2 separate regions of the Homo sapiens genome follow, and region 2 is linked to region 1. A link is an interaction called in ENCODE POLR2A ChIA-PET data of the cell type or tissue named here. Cell type or tissue: PC-9. All regions are shown on one strand. Links, peaks and the distances in the headings refer to the core of each region. The heading gives the core; the rest is flanking DNA.

What was found. ChIA-PET counts read pairs that join two places held together with the same protein. Peaks named below come from ENCODE experiments on the same cell type or tissue, not always from the same donor. Only the 100,000 strongest peaks of a DNase experiment are listed, where the experiment ranks them.
Region 2: POLR2A ChIA-PET joins it to region 1 with 5 read pairs; 3 of 35 experiments call an interaction of 5 or more read pairs at or near these places.

The regions. Positions count from the first base shown.
Region 1 is chr19:44,673,447-44,681,479 of GRCh38, reverse strand. It overlaps CEACAM19 (CEA cell adhesion molecule 19), which reads right to left. Exons shown (of 8, transcript NM_001127893.3): 3 at 5,059-5,209; 4 at 2,544-2,627; 5 at 1,146-1,192; 6 at 168-253. Among named protein-coding and RNA genes, the nearest start is that of CEACAM19, 6.0 kb to the right of the region's middle. In PC-9, for the core only: a CTCF peak has its summit at 4,052; a DNase peak (open chromatin) is centred at 3,949; H3K4me3 peaks cover 990 bases; H3K27ac peaks cover 1,803 bases.
Region 2 is chr19:45,387,017-45,391,016 of GRCh38, reverse strand. The region is part of intron 8 of PPP1R13L (protein phosphatase 1 regulatory subunit 13 like); the gene reads left to right. Among named protein-coding and RNA genes, the nearest start is that of PPP1R13L, 16 kb to the left of the region's middle. In PC-9, for the core only: a CTCF peak has its summit at 691; no DNase peak of the experiment used is centred there.

The DNA.
Region 1 (8,033 bases), core at 1,926-5,925:
TTTCCTTCCAGTCTCTTTTCCTTAGGATTTTTAAAAACAGGGAACAATATATAGAGAGTTGAGATTCCCAAACCTGGTGTCAAGATGGCCCAGAGGACCACAGCCAGCTCAGAGAGGAGGCGCCTGTTAGCATTGGCTTCAGGGGAGAGGCTGGGGACGGGACTCACCCGGGCTGGGTTTATGGACCTTGTGTCACTGATGGGGGACACCAGGAGGACTGGAGAGGGCATCACTTCATAGATGTTGTTGTCACCTGAAACAGAGGCCAGGGGAGGTACCAGCTGACACATGGGCCCCACAGGCCACTCTGACTGCCTGTTGACATTCATTTATTTATTTATTCAACTAACATTTGTGCAAACGCTTCTTCTAGCCAAACCCAGTGCTGGGGACACAGTGCTGACCACGACAGTCCCAGGCCTGCCCTTCCAGGACTTACAGTCCAGTGGGGGACGCAGACCAGTCTCCAGAGTGACAACCTGGAGTGTTTAGGGCTGGAGTCGGGGGACTGGGGGCGGGTGGGAGCCCAAGACGGGGTGCCTAAGTAGCCTAGGACTCAGTGAGGGCTTCCTGGAGGAGGGGGCATCTGAGATAGTAGAGAGAAGTGAGTGAAGCTAAGGCAGGAGAGGGTGAGTGCAGAGGTCTGGTGAGAGAGCCAGCTGTGTTTCAGAAACTGTGTTTGATCTGTCTTGTGAAGGGCCTTGAGAACCATGTTAAGGAGACTAAACTTTGTCCCAAGGGCACAGGGGAGCCATGGAGGGCCTTTGAGCAGAGGAGTAACATGATCAGAATTTTAGAAAGACCTTGTCCTGGGATGGGTTGGAGGGGTCTGGAGGCTGGGAGACCAGTGAGGAGCTGGGTGTGGGGGGTCTAGGAGGCTGGTAGTGGCCTGTGGAGGTGGATGGGATCCACTTGCATGATGGGATGGGGATGCTAGCCACTGAGAAGAAGAGAAAAAGCAGGTTTGGGGTGGGTGCCGATGCGCTCAGATTATGTGGGTGAGTTCAGGGGGCCCCAGAGAGGTCTCGGGGCAGGTGCATTGGGAGGTCTCTGAGTGAGGGAGAATAAGCGGGCTTGTGGCTATAGGGGAGAAAGGAGGAGCTGAGAGGAGGGCTAGGTAGTGAGATCTGGGGCTCCCGCCTTACCAGCATCATGAGCAGGGCCCAATTCTGGCTTCTCTGTGGTCGCCATCCTGGGGACACATAGAGGGAATTGATATTAGGATAGAGAGACACTCAGGCGGGGGGAGAGAGACTTAAGAGAAGCTGGAAATCCCACCAGGTCCCTGAAAGCCACATGGTCTCTCCTTCAGAGTGAGCTAGGATGAGGCCTGAACTATCCCAGACTTTTCTTCCATAATCCTCATCCGCAATCCCTCAGTTTCCCTAGCCACCACCTTATGCCAATGAATAGTGTTCCCCAGACATCACCATTTACAGAGATCACCTAAATGATCCTGCTTCATCCACCTGTCTTATGATTTCCTTAATATTTCTCTTTACATAGATTCATTTGAATACCCTTATTTATTTTTTATTTTTTAATTTTTTGAGACAGAGTCTCGCTCTGTTGCCCAGGCTGGAGTGCAATGGCGTGATCTCAGCTCACTGCAACCTCCGCCTCCTGGGTTCAAGCGATTCTCCTGCCTCAGCCTCCCAAGTAGCTGGGATTACAGGTGTGTGCCACCATGCTCGGCTTATTTTATTTTATTTTATTTTAATTTTTTTTTTTGAGACAGAGTCTCGCTCTGTCGCCCAGGCTGGAGTGCAGTGGTGCAATCTCGGCTCACTAAAAGCTCCGCCTCCCGGGTTCATGCCATTCTCCTGCCTCAGCCTCCCGAGTAGCTGGGACTACAGGCACCTGCCACCATGCCCGGCTAATTTTTTGTATTTTTAGTAGAGACGGGGTTTCACCGTGTTAGCCAGGATGGTCTCGATTTCCTGACCTCGTGATCCGCCAGCCTCGGCCTCCCAAAGTGCTGGGATTACAGGCGTGAGGCACCATGCCTGGCCCATGCTCTGCTAATTTTGTATTATTAGTAGAGACAGGGTTTCACCATGTTCATCAGGTTGGTCTCGAACTCCTGACCTCAAGTGATCCACCTGCCTTGGCCTCCCAAAGTGCTGGGATTACAGGCATGAGCCACTGCACCCGTCCTGAATACCCTTAATTTTAAAAGTACACTGGAACCAAGTGAAATGGCTCATGACTATACTCCCAGCACATTGGGAGACCAAGGTAGGAGACTTTTTTGAGGCCAGGAGTTTGAGACCTGCCTGACTCACAAAGTGAGATCCCGTCTCTACAAAAATTACAAAAATTAGCCAGGTGTGGTGGTGCACACCTGGGGTCCCAGCTACTTGGGAGACTCGGGTGGGAGGATAGTTTGAACCAGGGAGGTCGAGGCTACGGTGAGCTACGATCGCACCACTGCACCCCAACCTTGGCAACAGAGTGAGACTTTGACTCTGAAAACAAAAGTACTCTTGACACCGCTATAGCAAGTTTGTTAGTTCACTAAATAAGTATTTACAAGCACCAACCATGTGCTGGGCGTCACTGAAGGCACTGGGGATACAGCCGAGCACAAGATGGACAGAGATCCCTGGCCCCTCGGAGCAGGCAGTCTAGGGTGGAAAGAGAGGGGAAGAAAATTGGAATAAAGCATTGACAGTAGAATATCAGAGAGCAACATCCTTCCCTATGAAGGAAAATGGAGAGGGGGGAGGGGGTGGAAGGTGTGTGTGCGGTTTTGAGTAAAAAAATAGTAATTGGGCTCAGTGGCTCATGCCTGTAATCCCAACACTTTGGGAGGCCAAGGTGGGCAGATCACCTGAGTTCAGGAGTTTGAGACCATCCTGGCCAACATGGTGAAACCCCGTCTCTACTAAAAATACAAAAATTAGCCAGGCGAGGTGGTGGGTGCCTGTAATTCCAGCTACTCAGGAAGCTGAGGCAGGAAAATCGCTTGAACCCCTGAGGCGGAAGTTGCAGTGAGCCGAGATCGCGCCACTGGATTCCAGCCTGGGCGACAAGAGCAAAACAAGAAGAAGAAGAAAAAAAAGCTTGGAAATGGTGCACTCCTGTAGTCCCAGCTACTTGGGGGGCTGAGATGGGAGGATGGCTTGAGCCCAGCAATTCAAGACAGCCAGGGCAACACAGGGAGATCTTATTTTTACAAAAAGTAAAAAATAAGCTAGGCATGGTGATGCATGCCTGTAATTCGAGCACTTTGGGAGGCTGAGGCAGAAGGACCGCTTAAGGCCAGGAGTTTGAGGTCAGCTTGGGCAACATAGCAAGACCCCATCTCTACAAAAAATAATAATACAGATAATTAGCCAGGTGTGGTAGCACAGGCCTGTGGTCCCAGTTACCCAGGAGGCTGAGGTGGGAGGATCACTTGAGCCCAGGAGTCTGAGGCTGCAGTAAACTATGATCATGCCACTGCACTCCAGCCTGGGTGATAAAGCAAGACCCTGTCTCTTTAAAAAAGAAAAAGAAATAGGCCAGGCGCAGTGGCTCATGCCTGTAATTCCAGCACTTTGGGAGGCCGAGGCTGGCGGATTGCCTGAGATCAGGAGTTTGAGACCATCCAGGGCAACATGGTGAAACCCCATCTCTACTAAAATACAAAAAATTAGCCGGGCGTTGTGGTGCACGCCTGTAGTCTCAGCTACTTGGGAGGCTGAGGCACGAGAATTGCTTGAGTCCCGGAGGTGGAGGTTGCAGTGAGCCAAGATTGCGCCACTACACTGCAGCAAGACTCTGTCTCAAAAAAAAAAAAGAAGAAGAAGAAAACAGAATCCATGGCACATAAGGAAGAGTTGAGAAAGGAGACAAAATTGCTGCTTTCATATTCTGGGAACTGGTGAGTGGCAGAAAAATTAGACATCTTATCTACAATCAGTTCAGAATCAATTTCAAGAGACAAAGTTCTGAAGACGCTGATGTCATAAGAAAGGAATTTTTCACGAATAGACTCTCCCTGGGGGAAACAGGACTGTCTCTCTCTCCTCTCTCTCCTCTCTCTCTCTCTCTCTCTCTCTCCATACAAGTAGGTAGCATCTGATAGCTGTGCCTGCTGCTGCCCACTCCCCTTCTTTGACAATAGCAACCAGTTTTGTTTTCCTTTGGAGAGCCGGTCTACACTCTCAATCCACTTGATTAAACGGAGTTGGATCTAGCCCAGTCTCTGGGGCTGCACAAATAGCCCAACTTTGGCCAATCAGAGCTTTCCCTGGCCACCAACCCCTGGCCACAGTGATTGGTTCATGAAAAGTCATGTGATCTGAGTTAAGCCAATGAGAGGTAGACTTGGGGCTCTTGTTGGAACTACCAGGAACAAGGTGGTCTCCTTGCTAGGAATGGCTAAACCAGTGGAGTATGAGCCTGGGCCCCCTGGGAGTGATCTTGTGGCAACAGGGGAGAGCCTGCCTGAGAATGAAGCCACCGAAGAAAAATACAGAGTTGACGAGTATATAAAGGAGTCATTTGAGAACATTGAGCCCCTGGATGCAGCCTACCTGAATAAGTTATGTAGTATTAAACAATTCCTTGTTTTTTGGGCAGGGAACAGTGGCTCATGCCTGTATTCTCAGCACTTTGGGAGGCCAAAGCTGGAGGATCACTTGAGCCCAGGAGTTCGAGACCAGCCTGGGCAAAACCCCATCTCTACAAAAATAAAAAAAATTAGCCAGGCTTGGTGGTGCACACCTGTAGTCTCAGCTACCTGGGAGGCTGAGGTGAAAGACTCACCTGAGTCCGGGGAAGTTGAGGCTGCAGTGAGTCGTGATTGTGCCACTGCACTCCAGCCTGGGTGACAGAGCGAGACCCTGACTAAAATTCCTTCTTTTTGGTAAGTCAGTTTAAGAATAGGTTTTCTGTCCCTTGCAATGCAGAATTCTGTTTAATACAGGATAGAAAGATTCTTTTCACCCCAGGAGTTCCAAGATTTGATGAGATTGTGTATGAGCCGGATGATGTGACTTGTGGAAGAATCCATGGGGCTTGAGAAGACAGTGGGAGCAGACAGGAGAGGGACACTTGGGGACCCTGTACCTGTGGCTCTGGCCCCTCCAGTTCCTTGTCACCAGGAGATAGGCAATGCAGCTGATGAGAAGGGCCCCGGCAGCAAGAGATCCAATGATGGTGGCCGCCAGGATCCCAGCGTTGGTGGGCAGGTGTGTACTGGGCAGCTCCTTATTCTTTTCTGAGGGGTGAGAGAAAGAAAGAGAGAGGGGGGACTGTGCGATGTCTCCTGAGGGCTCCCCCAGTCCCTCACCGACTATATCAGTGACTGCATGGAGAACTGAGGTGCAGTTTCCTATTTCCAGCCCAGAGCTTTCTCCTGCTTTTCAGATCTGAGTATCCAACCATCTGGGTGGCACATAAAATCCAACATGTCCCAGCGGGCTGGGCGTGGTGCTCACACCTGTAATCCCAGCAATTTGGGAGGCCGATGGGGGAGGATCACTTGAGCCCAGGAGTTCAAGACCAGCCTGGGCAACATAGTGAGACCCTATCTCTATTAAAAAAAAAATTTCAACATGTCCCAGATGGAACTCCTTAGCTGTCCTATATCTCGATGTTGCTGCTTCCCTAGGATTTCATACGATCCTCAGCACATCCAAAATCTGCTTGCTGACATGCTCCCCAACCCTACCCCATCAAACTGATTTTTTTTTTTCTTTTTTTGAAACAGCGTCTCACTCTGTTGCCCAGGCTGGAATGCAGTGGCATGATCACGGTTCACTGCAGCCTCCAACTCCTCGGCTTAAGCCATCCTCCCACCTCAGTCCCCCAAGTAGCTGGGACTACAGGCACACACTACCACTCCTGGCTAATTTTTAAATTTTTTGTAAAGAAGGGGTGTCACTAAATTACTTAGGCTGGTCTCAAATTCCTGGACTCAAGTAGTTCTACTGCCTTGGTCTCCCAAAGTGTTGGGATTACAGACGTGGCCACCGAGCCCAGACCCAATCTGCTTTGCTTTTTCTCACTTCGGTTGATGATACCTGAATCCCTTCAGCAGAAGGATGAGGTTCTGGGCTGTGTTTTGCAGGAGATGTAGGGGACTTGGAGGATTCTTAAACTGGACTTGCTAGAATTAAGACCACGCCTACCTGGCTCTTACCCTCTGACCTCCCAGCTTTACTCTCAAGCTGGACATCTGTTCTATCCCAACCCGTCTTGGCAGCTAAGCTCATAGACTATGGGATCCTAATGCTGCCCACTGGCGGTGTGGCCTTGGGCAAATTACTCAATCTCTCTGTGACTTGGTTCGTCTGTGAAATGAGGATAATATGAATACCTAGTTCTTAGGGTTGTTATGAAGTTTGAAATACACACACACACACACACACACACACACACACACACACACGCTGTTCTCTGAATGATCCAACAAAGAAGTAAGCTCTATGCCATTTTACAGATAAGGAAACTGAGGCATGGAACAGTAAATTGACTTGCTTGATGGCTCACAATAAGTGCAGTGCTGGGATCATACCCAGGCCACCTGAACTCCTTAATGACCATGCTGTGCAGCTTCCAAAGGGGGCACCTGTGACCTGGGAACCCCGGAAATGTGGGGAGAAGTCACTTCAGGCTCCACAAGTGAAGTAAGGACTGTTATCTCCAACCGGACTAGAGTGTCATTTTATGCAGATTTGTGTAATCAAATTAATGCATATGTTGAGTTGACTTTTGCCTATTTCATCCATTTCTGTAAAATTTTTTCTATTCACTGTCCAAAACTCATTTTAAAATTTAACTAGGGGCCAGGGGTGGTGGCTCACGCCTGTAATCCCAGCACTTTGGGAGGCCGAGGTGGGTGGATTGCCTGAGCTCAGGAGTTGGAGACCAGCCTGGGCAACATGGTGAAACCCAGTCTCTACCAATAAATAAAAAAAATTAGCTGGGTGTGATGGCATGCGCCTACAGTCCCAGCTACATGGGAAGCTGAGGTGGGAGGATCGCTTGAGCCCAGGAGGTGGAGGTTACAGTGAGCTGAGACTGGGCATGGTGGCTTATTCTTGTAATCCCAGCACTGGGAGGCCAAGGTGGAAGGATTGCTTGAGGCCAGGAGTTTGAGACCAGCCTGAGCAATATCAGTAAGACCCTGTCTCCACAATCTTGCTTTTAAATTGAAAAAAAAAAAAATAAGGGCATACAATCTATTTACAAGTGCTGTACCCTCATGATCTAATCACCTCCCACAAGCCCCACTTTTTTTTTTTTTGAGATGGAGTCTTGCTCTGTTGCCCAGGCTGGAGTGCAGTGGCATGATCTCGGTTCACTGCAACCTCTGCCTCCTGGGTTCAAGTGATTCTCCTGCCTCCCAAGTGGCTGGCATTACAGGCATCTACCACCATGCCCAGCTAATTTTTGTATTTTTAGCAGAGACGGGGTTTTACCATGTTGGCCAGGGTGATCTCGAACTCCTGACCTCAGGTGATCCACCCACTTCAGCCTTCCAAAGTGCTGGGATTACAGGTGTAAGCCACCGTGCCAGGCCCAAGCCCCACCTTTTAATACCATCATCTTGGAGGTTAGGATTTCAACATATAAATTCTAAGGGGATCTGTGTCCTGTGGAAATGGCAAGGGGCCACAGCACCTCCCTCCCTCAATCACCTTCTTCTGGTCTCTCCTCTAAGGTCACTTCTTGAGTGAGGTCTCCCTGATGACCTCCTTTCCCATGTCACATCATTCTGGTTCGTATTCTTTACTCAGCAAGTCATAACCACTGCGTGCCTCCATTTTTCAATCTGTAAAATGGAGACAATAATGGCGCTGGCCTCATGGAGTTGTTTTAAGGTAAAAATGAGTAAATATAGAGTAATGGTTCTCAACCAGGGGTGATTCTTATCCCAGGGTGGAGACATTTGGTAATATCTGAAGACATTTTTGGTTGGCATGACTAGGAAGCTGCTACTGGTACCTAGTGAGTAGAGGCCGGGGTGCTGCTGAAATCTCTGCAATGCACAAACCCTCTACTAGTAAGAACTGGCCAATACAAAACATCAGTAGTGC
Region 2 (4,000 bases), core at 1-4,000, 710 kb before region 1:
CATGCTGGCCAGGCTGGTCTCAAACTCCTGACTTCAAATGATCCACCTGCCTCAGCCTCCCAAATTGCTGCAGTTAGAGGCATGAGCCACTGTTCCTGGCTTTGCTCTCTCCTCTTATAAAATAGTGAGTCTCGGCCGGGCGCGGTGGCTCACGCCTGTAATCCCAGCACTTTGGGAGGCCGAGGTGGGTGGATCATGAGGTCAGAGGTTCAAGTCCAGCCTGACCAACATGGTGAAACCCCCTGTCTACTAAAAAAATACAAAAATTAGCCCGGAGCGGTGGCGCGTGCCTGTAATTCTGTAGCAGGACGAGCCACAGACAAAACTCCTCAGACACCGGATTAAAGAAGGAAGAGGTTTTTATTCGGCCGGGAGCATCAGCGTCTTAAGAGCCGAGCTCCCCGAAAAAGAAATTCCTAGCACTTTTAAGGGCTTACAACGCTAAGGGGTCCACGTGAAAGGGCCACGATAGATCAAGTAAGCGTGAGGAACGTGACTGGGGGCTACAGACATCAGCTAACAGAACAAAACGTTTTACAGTGCTTTCTCATACAATGTCTGGAATTTACAGATAACACCAGTAGTTTTGGTCAGGGATTAATATTATTATTATTATTTTAACCACCAGGACCAGATGGTGGCGCCAAGGTCATCTAGCTATTTATCGTACTTCTGTTTTTTTCCAGCGTTTTGCTTTCTCCCTTTTTTTCCTGTCTTATAAACTAGGGAAAAGGGGAGGTGGGGGAGAAGCTGGGAAGGACAACAGGAGAAGTGGTGGTCTCATTCCAATCCCAGCTACTCAGGAGGCTGAGGCAAGAGAATCGCTTAAACCCGGAAGGCGGAGGTTGCAGTGAGCCAAGACTGCACCACTGCACTCCAGCCTGGGCGACAGAGCAAGACTCCATCTCTAAATAAATAAATAAATAGGCCGGGCGTGGTGGTTCATGCCTGTAATCCCAGCATTTTGGGAGGCCGAGGCGGGCGGATCACGAAGTCAGGAGATAAGACCATCCTGGCTAACACGGTGAAACCCCGTCTCTACTAAAAATACAAAAATTAGCTGGGGGTGGTGGCGGGCGCCTGTAGTCCCAGCTACTCTGGAGGCTGAGAGGAGAATGGCGTGAGCCCGGGAGGCGGAGCTTGTGGTGAGCTGAGATCGCGCCACTGCACTCCAGCCTGGGTGACAGAGCAAGATTCCGTCTCAAAAAAAATAAAAATAAAAATAAATAAATAAATAAATAAAAACAAGTGAGTCTCGGCTGGGTGCTGGACTCCACCTCCTGGGTTAAAGTGATTCTCCTGCGTCAGTCTCCCAAGTGGCTGGGATTACAGGCATATGCCACCACGCTTGGCTAATTTTTGTATTTTTAGTAGAGATGGGGTTTCACTGTGTTGGCTAGGCTGGTCTTGAACTCCTGACCTCAAGTGATCTGCCCGCCCTGGCCTCCCAAAGTGCTGGGATTACAGGTGTGAGCCACCACACCCCGCCAAGATTAAATACATTAATGTAGTGCTTAGCATAATACCTGGCACATAACTGTTAACTGCTCTTACTGTTGTCACCATTGGACCAGGGGATGGTCTCCTGCTGATCTTGGTCCCTGCATCTTGACTGGGAAGAGGGTTGTAGCCACATGGAACAGTCCTGAACACTCCGTGTGCGTAGACAGCGGGAAGAGATCACTTCTCAGAGAAGCAGGGGTCAGGTGGACCCCCCCAAAATGCCTATTCCTAGGCCCTCCTGAAAGTAAAGGCAAGGAACCTTGAGGCTCAGGATTTTGAAATCAAGAGGGGATGAATAACAACATGTTGAAATGGCTGAGCATCCCATTGTAGAATCACAGAGTCCTGGCCACAGAGAAACTTAAAAAATCATAGAATGTAAGAATCAAACGCTAGTGTCACCGTCTTAGGATAGTAACATTTTAGAGCCCTAGAGCATTTAAAGGTTTGAACACGATCTTAGAATTATAAAGTTAGGCTGGGCACGGTGGCTCATGCCTGTAATCCCAGCACCTTGGGAGGCCGAGGCGGGTGGATCACTTGAGGTCAGGAGTTCAAGACTAGCCTCGCCAACATGGTGAAACCCCGTCTCTGCTAAAAATACAAAAATTAGCTGGGCCTGGTGGTGCATGCCTGTAATCCCAGCTACTCGGGAGGCTCAGGCAGGAGAATTGCTTGAACCTAGGAGACAGAGGCTGCAGTGAGCCGAGATTGCGCCACTGCACTCCAGCCTGGGCAACAGAGAGAAACTCTGTCTCAAATAAAATAAAATAAAAGGAAACTCTTCTCTTAAAAAAAATAATTATAAAGTTAGTATCATAGACTGATTATTACTGATTCTTGAAGTCACCAAATCTGACAATTAAAGATGCTCATATTTTGAATTATAAAATCACAAATTCATGCACTGATATGTTGTAATAGAGGGTTATTATTATCGAGACAGAGTCTCACTCTGTTGCCCAGGCTGGAGTGCAGTGGCAAGATCATGGCTCACTGCAGCCTCCACCTACTGGGCTCAATTGATCCTCATGCCTCAGCCTCCCCTATGGCTGGGACTACAGGCATGCACCACCACTCCCAGATAATATTTAACATTTTCAGTAGAGACAGTTCTCATTATGTTGTCCAGGCTGGTCTCAAACCAGGCATGAGCCACTGTGCCCAGCTGAGATTTATACTTTAAATTTACACATTCCACTATAGAGAAATACACCAACACCATAGAGAGCTTGGGGAAAATAAATAAAAATAGAAGAAAGAGGACAAAATCACACCACTCACAGGGAACCATCATTAACATTTTGAATATTTCCTTCTAGTCTTTCTTTTTTTTTTCCTTTTTTGAGATGGAGTCTCACTCTGTCACCCAGGCTGGAGTGCGATGGTGCCATCTCAGCTCACTATAACTGTGCCTCCTGGGTTCAAGTGATTCTCATGCCACGGCCTCCTGAGTAGCTGGGATTACAGGCGTGCACCACCACGGCCACCTAATTTTTGTATTTTTAGTAGAGACAGGGTTTCACCACGTTGGCCAGGCTGGTCTTGAACTCCTGCCTGACCTCAGGTGATCCACTCTCCTCAGCCTCCCAAAGTGCTGAGATTACACACATGAGCCACCGCACCCAGCCATTTCCTTCTAGTCTTTTAAAATGAAATTCTAGGTCAGGCATGATGGCTCACACCTGTAATCCCAGCACTTTGGGAGGCCGAGGTGGGCGGATCACGAGGTCAGGAGAACAAGACCTTCCTGGCTAACACGGTGAAACCCCATCTTTACTAAAAATACAAAATAGCCAGGCGTGGTGGCGGGCGCCCGTAGTCCCAGCTACTTGGCAGGCTGAGGCAGGAGAATGGCCTGAACCCGGGAGGCGGAGCTTGCAGTGAGCTGAGATCGCACCACTGCACTCCAGCCTGGGCGACAGAGCGAGACTCTGTCTCAAAAAAACCAACAAAAAAAAGAAATTCTAACAGAAAAATATTAAAGTTCTCCATCATAGAATCTTTGGATTCCAAAGTCCTGGCCCCTCAGCAATTTGAAATAGCACAGCCTAGCATTTCTGCAATCACAACATATTGGAAACTTGAAATAACTGAGCATCTGGGAATTTTGAATTCAGTGGCTGTTGGGATCTCTGAATTCCAGAATCTTAAAATCACTGAAACTCTGGAAACAGCAAAGACCAGAATCACAAATGCTATGCACTCACACACTTGGAATAAATAAATGCATTTTTTTTTCTTTTGAGACTGGGTCTCACTCTGTTGCCCAGGCTAGAGTGCAGTGGCATGATCATGGCTCACTGAAGCCTCCTTCTCTTCCATTCAAGTAATCCTCCTGCCTCAGCCTCCCAAGTAGCTGGGACGACGGGTGTGCGCCACCATGTCAGGCTAATTTTTTATTTTTTGTAGAGACTGGGTCTCACTATATTGCCCAAGCTGTTCTCGAACTCCTGGGCTCAAGTGATCCTCCCACCTCAGCCTCCCAAAGTGCTAG